Linked DNA regions of Mus musculus: region 2 is linked to region 1. The links are chromatin contacts, found by Hi-C or POLR2A ChIA-PET in ENCODE. All regions are on one chromosome and are shown on one strand. The core of a region is the stretch at or near the end of the contact, and the rest is flanking DNA. Distances in the headings are between cores, read along the strand shown. Region 1 holds the start of Rnf214 (ring finger protein 214). Region 2 holds the start of Sidt2 (SID1 transmembrane family, member 2).

Region 1 (3,694 bases), core at 1,121-3,620:
TTTCGGCATCAGAACAGCAGGCTGCAAACAAAGGAAAAAGAATCAGCAAAAAAAGGCCAGCAGCTATAGGAAACTCAGAGAGTGACTAGGTCCATCAGTGTGTTCCCCTTGGGAAGCCCAACACGCCTCTTTCAAGTGGTTAGTCACTTGATATTCATAGTCTCTTTCCCTCCCCTACCAAGTACATTTGTCCCTAAGCAAAATGTTAACCCCCAGGTAGAGTATGAGCCAGGGCTAACCCCAGTGGATGACTCCTACAGCACAATGGCCCATCCCTTGGTGCCCCCAATAGCCTGGCATCATCCAGGTGCTTGCTTTGGGCTGCTCATTCAGTTACTCCAAGTACATATCACTCCCATGACTGACAACATCAGGACCCCTCCTCCTCCTCCTCCTTCTCTTCCTCCTTCTTTTTTAAAAACATGATCTCACTATGTAGCTCTCTCTGGCTGTCCTGGAACTCACTATGTAGACCATCAGGCTGGCCTCAAATTCACTGAGATCCACCAGTGTCTACCTGGGATTACAGGCATGAGCCATCACACCCAGCTCTATCTCCCTCTTATTTACAGACAACATAAGTCTTTTTCCCAGTGGACTTCTATCTCCCATTGTGGAGCCATTCCTACCTGGGCTCTCTGTGAAGTTTAGGTCCTGGCCTGGGTAACCATACCACACTCATCTTGTGAAAATGGAGGGAGATGTCACCTTCACTGTGAGCAGTGAGTGTCGACTGGGAACACAGCTGCAGACCTGTGGACCCCAAGTACAGAAACAACAACAAAAAGGTGTCCCACTAAAGCCAGCAAAGCAGAAACTAAAGTGAAGGCCAGGCCTGACCAGTGACCAGTGTTAAATGTCATTTCCAGGGATCTAAAACAGGCCACAGACTAGGAGACATTCATCACAATAAGGCCACACCAATACAGAACCCAGATACCCCACTTCTTAACCTATCATGTTATTTTCATTTGCTTCTTTAAGGGCTTAGCAAGACCTAACTGTCAATCAGGGAGAAAGCCAGATAATGGAAATAAAATGTAGTATAAGTGCATGTGGGTAACTGGGAGAGAGGAAATGACTGGCAAGAAGGACTAAGGAGCTGGCCCCGTCTCACCAAGTTGGATTTTCAGTGAGGGCACAGGCTCCAGCCCTGTCTTCAACCACTCAAAGGGGAAAAAACCCCACCAAATTAGAACTTTCGAGCAACTGTGGGGGCAGGAACAAGGCACATGTGGGGTCTTGAGCTCATTTAAAACTCACTACTGTCTACCAAGCCCACACTGCAGCAGTCTTGGTGTCCAGACATACACTTGGATGGTACCGACTTAAAACATTCTGGAAAGACTGTTTTACCAAAGACTCCTTGGACCTCCCTTCCTCTGTATACCAGGCTGGCCTGGAACTCAAGAGAGCCAGCCTGCTTCCGCTTCCAGAGTGCTGGGATAACAAAGGTGTGTGCCACCAACATCCGGCTTAAACAAGCTTTCTTTATATAATAAAGGTTGGCTGAGAACTCTTGCTTCCACCCCTTTACTGCTGTTATTATAGGTGTGGGCCACCATGTCCTTAAGTTCCATGGCATATTTCCTATTACATTCTTCCTGCCCCTGGGGCTGCTTCAATTTGGCCCAAGATACCCAGGTGTCTTCCCTAGTCTGCATATAAGTAAATCCAAAGTCTGGTTTGATAGCAGCCATCCACTCAGGCAGGCTCCTACAATCTCTGTAGGTTCCAACAGAGATTTCTGGAAGAGAAACCGAGTTTTGTTTTTGTTTTGTTTTGTTTGTTTGTTTGTTTTTTTCTCCCTGTGGTCCAGAGGCACAGCAGCACTTATTCTCAGACCTCTGAGCAAGAAATCTTAAGCACTTTCTGAAAATAGACTCCCATCACCCTCAACTAAGGTAGACGGGCACCTTTCCTGCTCAAGATTCTGCTCTTAAACCACCGTCCTTCAAGCCCCGCCTCCCCACTCACAGGAACCAGGGTCTGTACAGAGTGAGTTTTCTGATGCCCCCACTCCCACGCGGACTCAGCTGCTCCGTGCAATGTGCCTCTCTCTCCTTAGGACCGATGCTGTCCGGAACCTACGACCCGGAGACCCGGTCCCTCTGGGGTCGCCCACGCCAGGACCCAAGGTGCCCTCAGCGAAGGACCTCCTCCGCAGACGCCGACCAGCCCCGGTCCATGGTCCCCCGTATATCCGAGGTCCAGCCTCCACTACATTTCTTCCCGACTCACCCACAGCCTCTGTTGCTACTGTCGCTGCTGCTGCTGCCGCCGCAGCCCCCACCCTACGGAAACTCTCGGCTTCCCCGGAGCCGGAGGCGCCACTGACAGCGACATCACTTCCGCCCGGCGCCGCAGCCAATCAGCGGCTGGGCCTGCGGCCTCTTGACCAGCGGGCCGAGCTCCGGGCGCTCCGCCGACAGCTTCTGTCACAGGCCCGTGAGGGCTGTGGGAGTTCCGGCGCCTCGAATCCTCGTGTCCTCCGCCACAGGACCCCCTCCGCCACAGGGCCCTCGTCCTTCATGGCGTCCTCTGTAAGGACCATCCCGGTTCCGACCTCTAAACACCCCTCGCGGCTCTTCTCCGTCGGACTGCCATAGCCTTGACTCTTCCCCATAAACTCCTCAGAGAGGCTCTCGCCTCCATCCGGCCGCCGTCTCTCTGGCCCGCGTGTCCCTCGGGCTCCGCTTGGGTCTCAGGGCTGGTCCCCTCAGCGGCTCCGTTGTCCGGTCGCTGTCCGCGCCTGCCGCCAGAGGGCGCCGTCGGTGGCGGCCGCTCACCCCGCGGGTTCCGCTCCTCTCGCCGCCCCGGCCTCGCCCCCTTGCGCTCGCGCCGCCGGAAGTGGGAGGTGCCGCGCGCGGGCCAGCGCTCGACCCCTCCCCCAGGCTTGGCCGCCCCCTCCCCCGCTCCGCCCGCTCAGGTGCGTCCCTTCCCTCCCCCCCGCTTGGCTCCCCGGGGGCGCGGCGCGGGAGGTGTGTGCGGGGCGGCGCGCGCGGGTCGGGACGGCGGGACTAGGGGGGCGCGGCGGAGGAGGAGGGGGCGGCGGGGAGGGGGCGGCGGGGACAGGGGCGGGAGCCCGGCCTGGGAGTGGGACGGGAGCTGGCGGCCGGTGAGGACGGAGGGGAAGGGGTGGAGGTGGCGCTGGCCAGTGCCAAGGGCCAGCGTAGCGGCAGCTCCCTGTGAAGAGTGGCGGTGACCACCCGGCGCAGCTTCCCCCCATTGTCCCCTTCTGCGTCGCCGCCTGACTGGTGACCATCACTGCCTTGCGGGATTCCCTTGGGCACACTGGGCTCTTGAGCCAGATGTGCGACCCCACCCCCCATCCCTCTCGTTTGGGGCTCTAGCTGCGGAGTTTCACGTATGACCCTTGCCCTAAGGTTTTCGTTTACTGGGCATCGGTGACCCAGACCTTGTTCCCTGTTGGAGGCAATGATCTCGACCCTATTGTAGGCAGACTGATTGCATCCGAGATGCAATAATGGCGTTTCAGGGCCCATTTTCACCTAGGAGCTTTTTATTATGAGAGGAAACTGAGGCACTGAGCTGTGACTATTGATTCAGCCCGACTCGGTATCTGCTCTTGTGCATTCTTCTGGGTTCAGAGATATTCTATTCATGGGATGCTGTCAAAATAAAAGCAGGAATGGGAACTAATCCTACTTTTACCACCTAGTTTTTCTTGTTA
Region 2 (4,003 bases), core at 44-2,543, 48 kb before region 1:
GGCGGATGACAACTTGCAGAGTCAGGTTTTTCCCCTCTTCCACCTTTTGGGTCCCAGAGATGGTCATCAGGCATCTTGGCAAGCACCCGCACCCACTGAGACACTTCATCCACCCTTGTACATGTGTGTGTGTGTGTGTGTGTGTGTGTGTATATATATATATATAATTTATTATTGTTCATGTGTCTGTGTGTGAAGTGCGCAAGCACATGTTGCCAGGTGTCTGTGGAAGTCAGAGAACAAATTTGTGGAGTTAGTTCTCTCCTCCCTGGTGTAGAGCTCAGGCCGGGCTTTCCATGGCAAGTGCCTCTTCCTGATAAGCCATCTCAGCTCGGTTCTTGTGCATATTTTCCTATTTATGTCTGAAGTTTGGATTATATACCACTTATATAATGTTATTCTTGAATTCCCTCCTTAGATGTCCCTTTGATGGTATTAAGAATCTATCTGCTTAACTTCATAGTAGTATCTCTGACCACCTCTTCCTTCACTGTGAACAAGCAGTTTCCTTTGAGCTTTCTCAAGATCACAGGGATGCAAATTGCTGTCCCCATATTTTATTTGTATTTCTTATTCGTAGGACACAGTCCCTGGAGTGGAATGACTGGGTTGAAGGGTATAGAGCTCTTTTAAGCCTAAGCCAAAACAGTTCCTCAGAAAGGTTTTTGCCAGTTGACAACGAAAGGTCAGAATCTTTCCGTGGGCTTTGTTCAAACAAACAAAGCAGTTTCTGCAGAGTAGGGACAGAGCTCACAGGTTGGAAGGCATCCTGGTTATGGTGCCCTGGTTCTGGTTATCCCCTCTACTGTGAGAGGGGAGCGGCCGCTGAGCTGCTCTCAGTGGGCAGGCGCTTTTATGAGCCAATGAGGGAAAAAGAATGATGCTGGGGTAATGATTTTGGAGCACAATTCCTGTCTTGAGCAAAGAAATCATCTGTCAGCAAGACCCTGCACTTACTGGGCTCTGTGAATCTTGCCAGCAATGCCAACACCCAGCAGTAGAGGTGGGAGGAGGATCAGGCGTTCAAGACTCTCCAAACTTACACGACCAGTTCCAGACCAGCCTGAGTTATGTGAGCCGTCTCAAAAAGCCAAAAAAACGCGGACCACAAAAGCAAGAATCCAATACTTAGTGATCCTTCGTGAAAAACCCAACTCCAGACGCTCACAGGACAGCGAAGGAAGGAGGCGGCGACGGCTGCGTGGGAAGTAGAGGCAGCCTGGCCCTTTAAATCCGCGTCGGTTTCCCATGACGTAAGCGGGCGGGCACAGCCCGCTGTTTACCGCGGCGCAGCTCCTGGTAGCTCCGAGTTCTGCGCCGCGTCCGCCGCCCTTAAAGGGCCCGCGTCCGGGAAGCCTTCGGGCCAGGGCCACCGCCGCCTCGGCTCTCCGGGCGCGAGCGGACGCCGGGTCTCCAGCCGGGCTGGGCCGGGCTGGGCCGGGCTGGGGTAGCGGGTCGCGGTGCCGCCCTCGCGAGCCGGGATCCGCGCGAGGCCCAGGAGCGGCTCCAGGGAGGGGACGCGTCCTATCTGAGGCCGGGGTTAAAGTTCTGGTCCCGGTGAGATGCTGGAAGCTGCTGCGGCAGCCGCAACGCGCCCGGTCGCCGTCCCGTCGCCAATCCCCGCCGTCCCGGGCCATGATCGCCTGGCGTCTGCCCTTGTGCGTGCTCTTGGTGGCCTCCGTCGAGAGCCACCTGGGGGCCCTGGGGCCCAAGAACGTCTCGCAGAAAGACGCGGAGTTTGAGCGCACCTACGCGGACGACGTCAACAGCGAGCTGGTCAACATCTACACCTTCAACCACACCGTGACCCGCAACCGGGTGAGCGCGGGACTCCACGGGCGGCCGAGCGGGTGGGCGCCCGGCCTGGACTTGATGCTGCCCCTTTCCTCTCCGCCAGCCTTTGAGCCGCCCTCCCCCTGCCAAGACCTGGTTTCCACCAGCATTCCCGGGCAGCTCCAGCGGGGCAGCTTGGGAAGTTCCCTGCCACCAGCTGTGATCAGGACCGGTCTGGTCTGCTCTGTGACCTGGCTCTCAATCTAGCTCTCAGTCTGTGAGGTCGGGGTGAGGGGAAAACAGGCTCCCAGCCTTGCGTGGCTCAGACAACTCCAGATGGGGCCAACTTAGAATTGAAAGAGCTCGGTCACAGGGAGGTGAAGGAGACAGACCTCCTTGCCTCAGAAAGCCAGCTGGCCTTGTAAGTTGAAGGTGACAAGATAAGGCCCTCGAAGGCTGAGTGGCAAGAGAAAAGGGAGTTTGTTTCTAAGACAGAACTATCTCCGACTTCTTACTCATTTCTTCCCAGTAGTGAAAGTAGAAAGAAGGCTGGCAGAGCTGGGCCCAGGCAGAGCACAGCCTGGGAGATTCTTGCTGCCTGGCTGTGTGGCCTGCCTAGCTCTCTTGCTCATTCTCCAAGGCCCGATCTGGATTGACTCGGAAGCACTGGAGTTGAGGAGGAGGCACCTGAGGCTTTCTTTGGGAGGGAGAGGAGTTTGGTTTCTGGCAGGCCATGATCAACCATCAGGATCCATTTCCTTGAAGTCTGATCTCCCCTTTTGAGTACCATTTCCAGGATCATCCCGGAAGTGGCACCTACCCCTCAGGGAAACGTTACCCCTAGATTTGGTTTCAGCAACCTAGTAACTAGTTGTCTGCAGTTGTGATTTCTTCACTTTTAAACGCCCACTGTCCTGTGTAGCTTTGTCCGCAGCAGAGAGGGTGGGTTATTTCTTTATTTTCTTAGAGAGGGTGAATCAAGGTTCAGATGGAAAGTCACTTCAGAGCTTGGCCCATGGTCAGAACTAGAGAGACAACTTGTATTTCGACACAGTTCCCTACACCCCTCCCTGCAGGGCTCTGGCCTCCAGAGTAGCAGTGGAACCGGAGCTTCTTGCTGCTTTCCTAGTTCATGAGGAAGAAGATTGAGGGCTTGAGGGCACGTCTTGATCTCCCGTGACAGTGTGTGCACAGGGACGTGTGTAGACACGTGTCTATAACATGTGTGTGCATGTGGGCTATCCTGGAACCTTCTAAGGTCTCCGCTGCATATCCCTGCTGTTGCCTGGGTTCTGCTGCTCTGTATACCCGTTCTTCCAAGAGCGAGCTTCTTCAAGCCTCGGACCGGACAGTGTCAGTCATTTCTAGAAACTTGGCCTGTTCCCTCACAAGGAGAAGCACAGACAGTGTCCTGGCTGGCCAGGATGGACGGCACAGGGCAGAGCTCAGCCTGCAGTCTGTAGAGTCATGTGTCTGAGGAACAGAGAGCTGAGTTTGAAAGAGGATGCCTCCTTCTCTGCAGACCGAGGGTGTGCGAGTGTCTGTGAATGTCCTGAACAAGCAGAAAGGGGCGCCTTTGCTGTTTGTGGTCCGCCAGAAGGAGGCTGTTGTGTCCTTCCAGGTGCCCCTAATCCTTCGAGGACTGTGAGTAAGACCTGGGGATGTAGGGAGGGGCATCCTTGCCAGGTTTTCAGGGACCCTCACCCGGGGAACCTTTTTGTTTTTCTCCCTTCTCCCTGAGCCCAGTGGCAGGAGGGTAACTTTGTCAGCCCAGGGAATGGGAAATATGGGGACCTGATAGGAAGAACTCAGGCTGGCTGGGACTAGTCACACTCTTCTCTGTCTTGGACCATAGATATCAGCGGAAGTACCTCTACCAAAAAGTGGAACGAACTCTGTGTCAGCCCCCCACCAAGAATGAGTCTGAGATCCAGTTTTTCTATGTGGACGTGTCTACCCTGTCACCCGTCAATACCACTTACCAGCTCCGAGTCAACCGTGTGGACAATTTTGTGCTCAGGTATTGAGGGTAAGAGAGAGGGGACCTCACAGCCTCTGCCTTCTTCCCAAGTGCTGAGCGTAATTGTAGGGTTCCTCTCTTCCCTGTAGGACTGGAGAGCTGTTTACTTTTAATACCACTGCAGCCCAGCCCCAGGTAAAATCCCTTATCAAAATGGGGTCCCTCAGCCTGACGTGGTCACACATGCCTTTGATCCTAGCATTTGGGAGT

The links. A loop is a pair of places that touch in the nucleus more often than their neighbours do. ChIA-PET counts read pairs that join two places held with the same protein, here RNA polymerase II (POLR2A).
Region 2: a loop to region 1 is called in a map of heart, with 6 times the contacts of the local background. The contact joins the promoter of Sidt2 here to the promoter of Rnf214 in region 1. A Hi-C loop is called at or near these places in 11 of 37 maps with a recorded cell type or tissue (T-helper 1 cell, T-helper 2 cell, gastrocnemius and 2 more). POLR2A ChIA-PET finds 5 or more read pairs at or near these places in 2 of 5 experiments (Patski and embryonic stem cell).

Annotation. Positions count from the first base shown.
Region 1 is chr9:45,905,587-45,909,280 of GRCm38, reverse strand. It overlaps Rnf214 (ring finger protein 214), which reads left to right and starts at 2,370. Exons shown (of 14, transcript NM_178709.5): 1 at 2,370-2,929. It overlaps Pcsk7 (proprotein convertase subtilisin/kexin type 7), which reads right to left and starts at 2,712. Exons shown (of 17, transcript NM_008794.2): 1 at 2,242-2,712; 2 at 630-753; 3 at 1-21. The coding sequence starts at 9.
Region 2 is chr9:45,952,539-45,956,541 of GRCm38, reverse strand. Sidt2 (SID1 transmembrane family, member 2) reads left to right here and starts at 1,293. Exons shown (of 26, transcript NM_172257.4): 1 at 1,293-1,818; 2 at 3,296-3,417; 3 at 3,629-3,793; 4 at 3,883-3,928. The coding sequence starts at 1,636. A830035O19Rik (RIKEN cDNA A830035O19 gene) reads right to left here and starts at 2,556. Exons shown (of 1, transcript NR_152206.1): 1 at 544-2,556.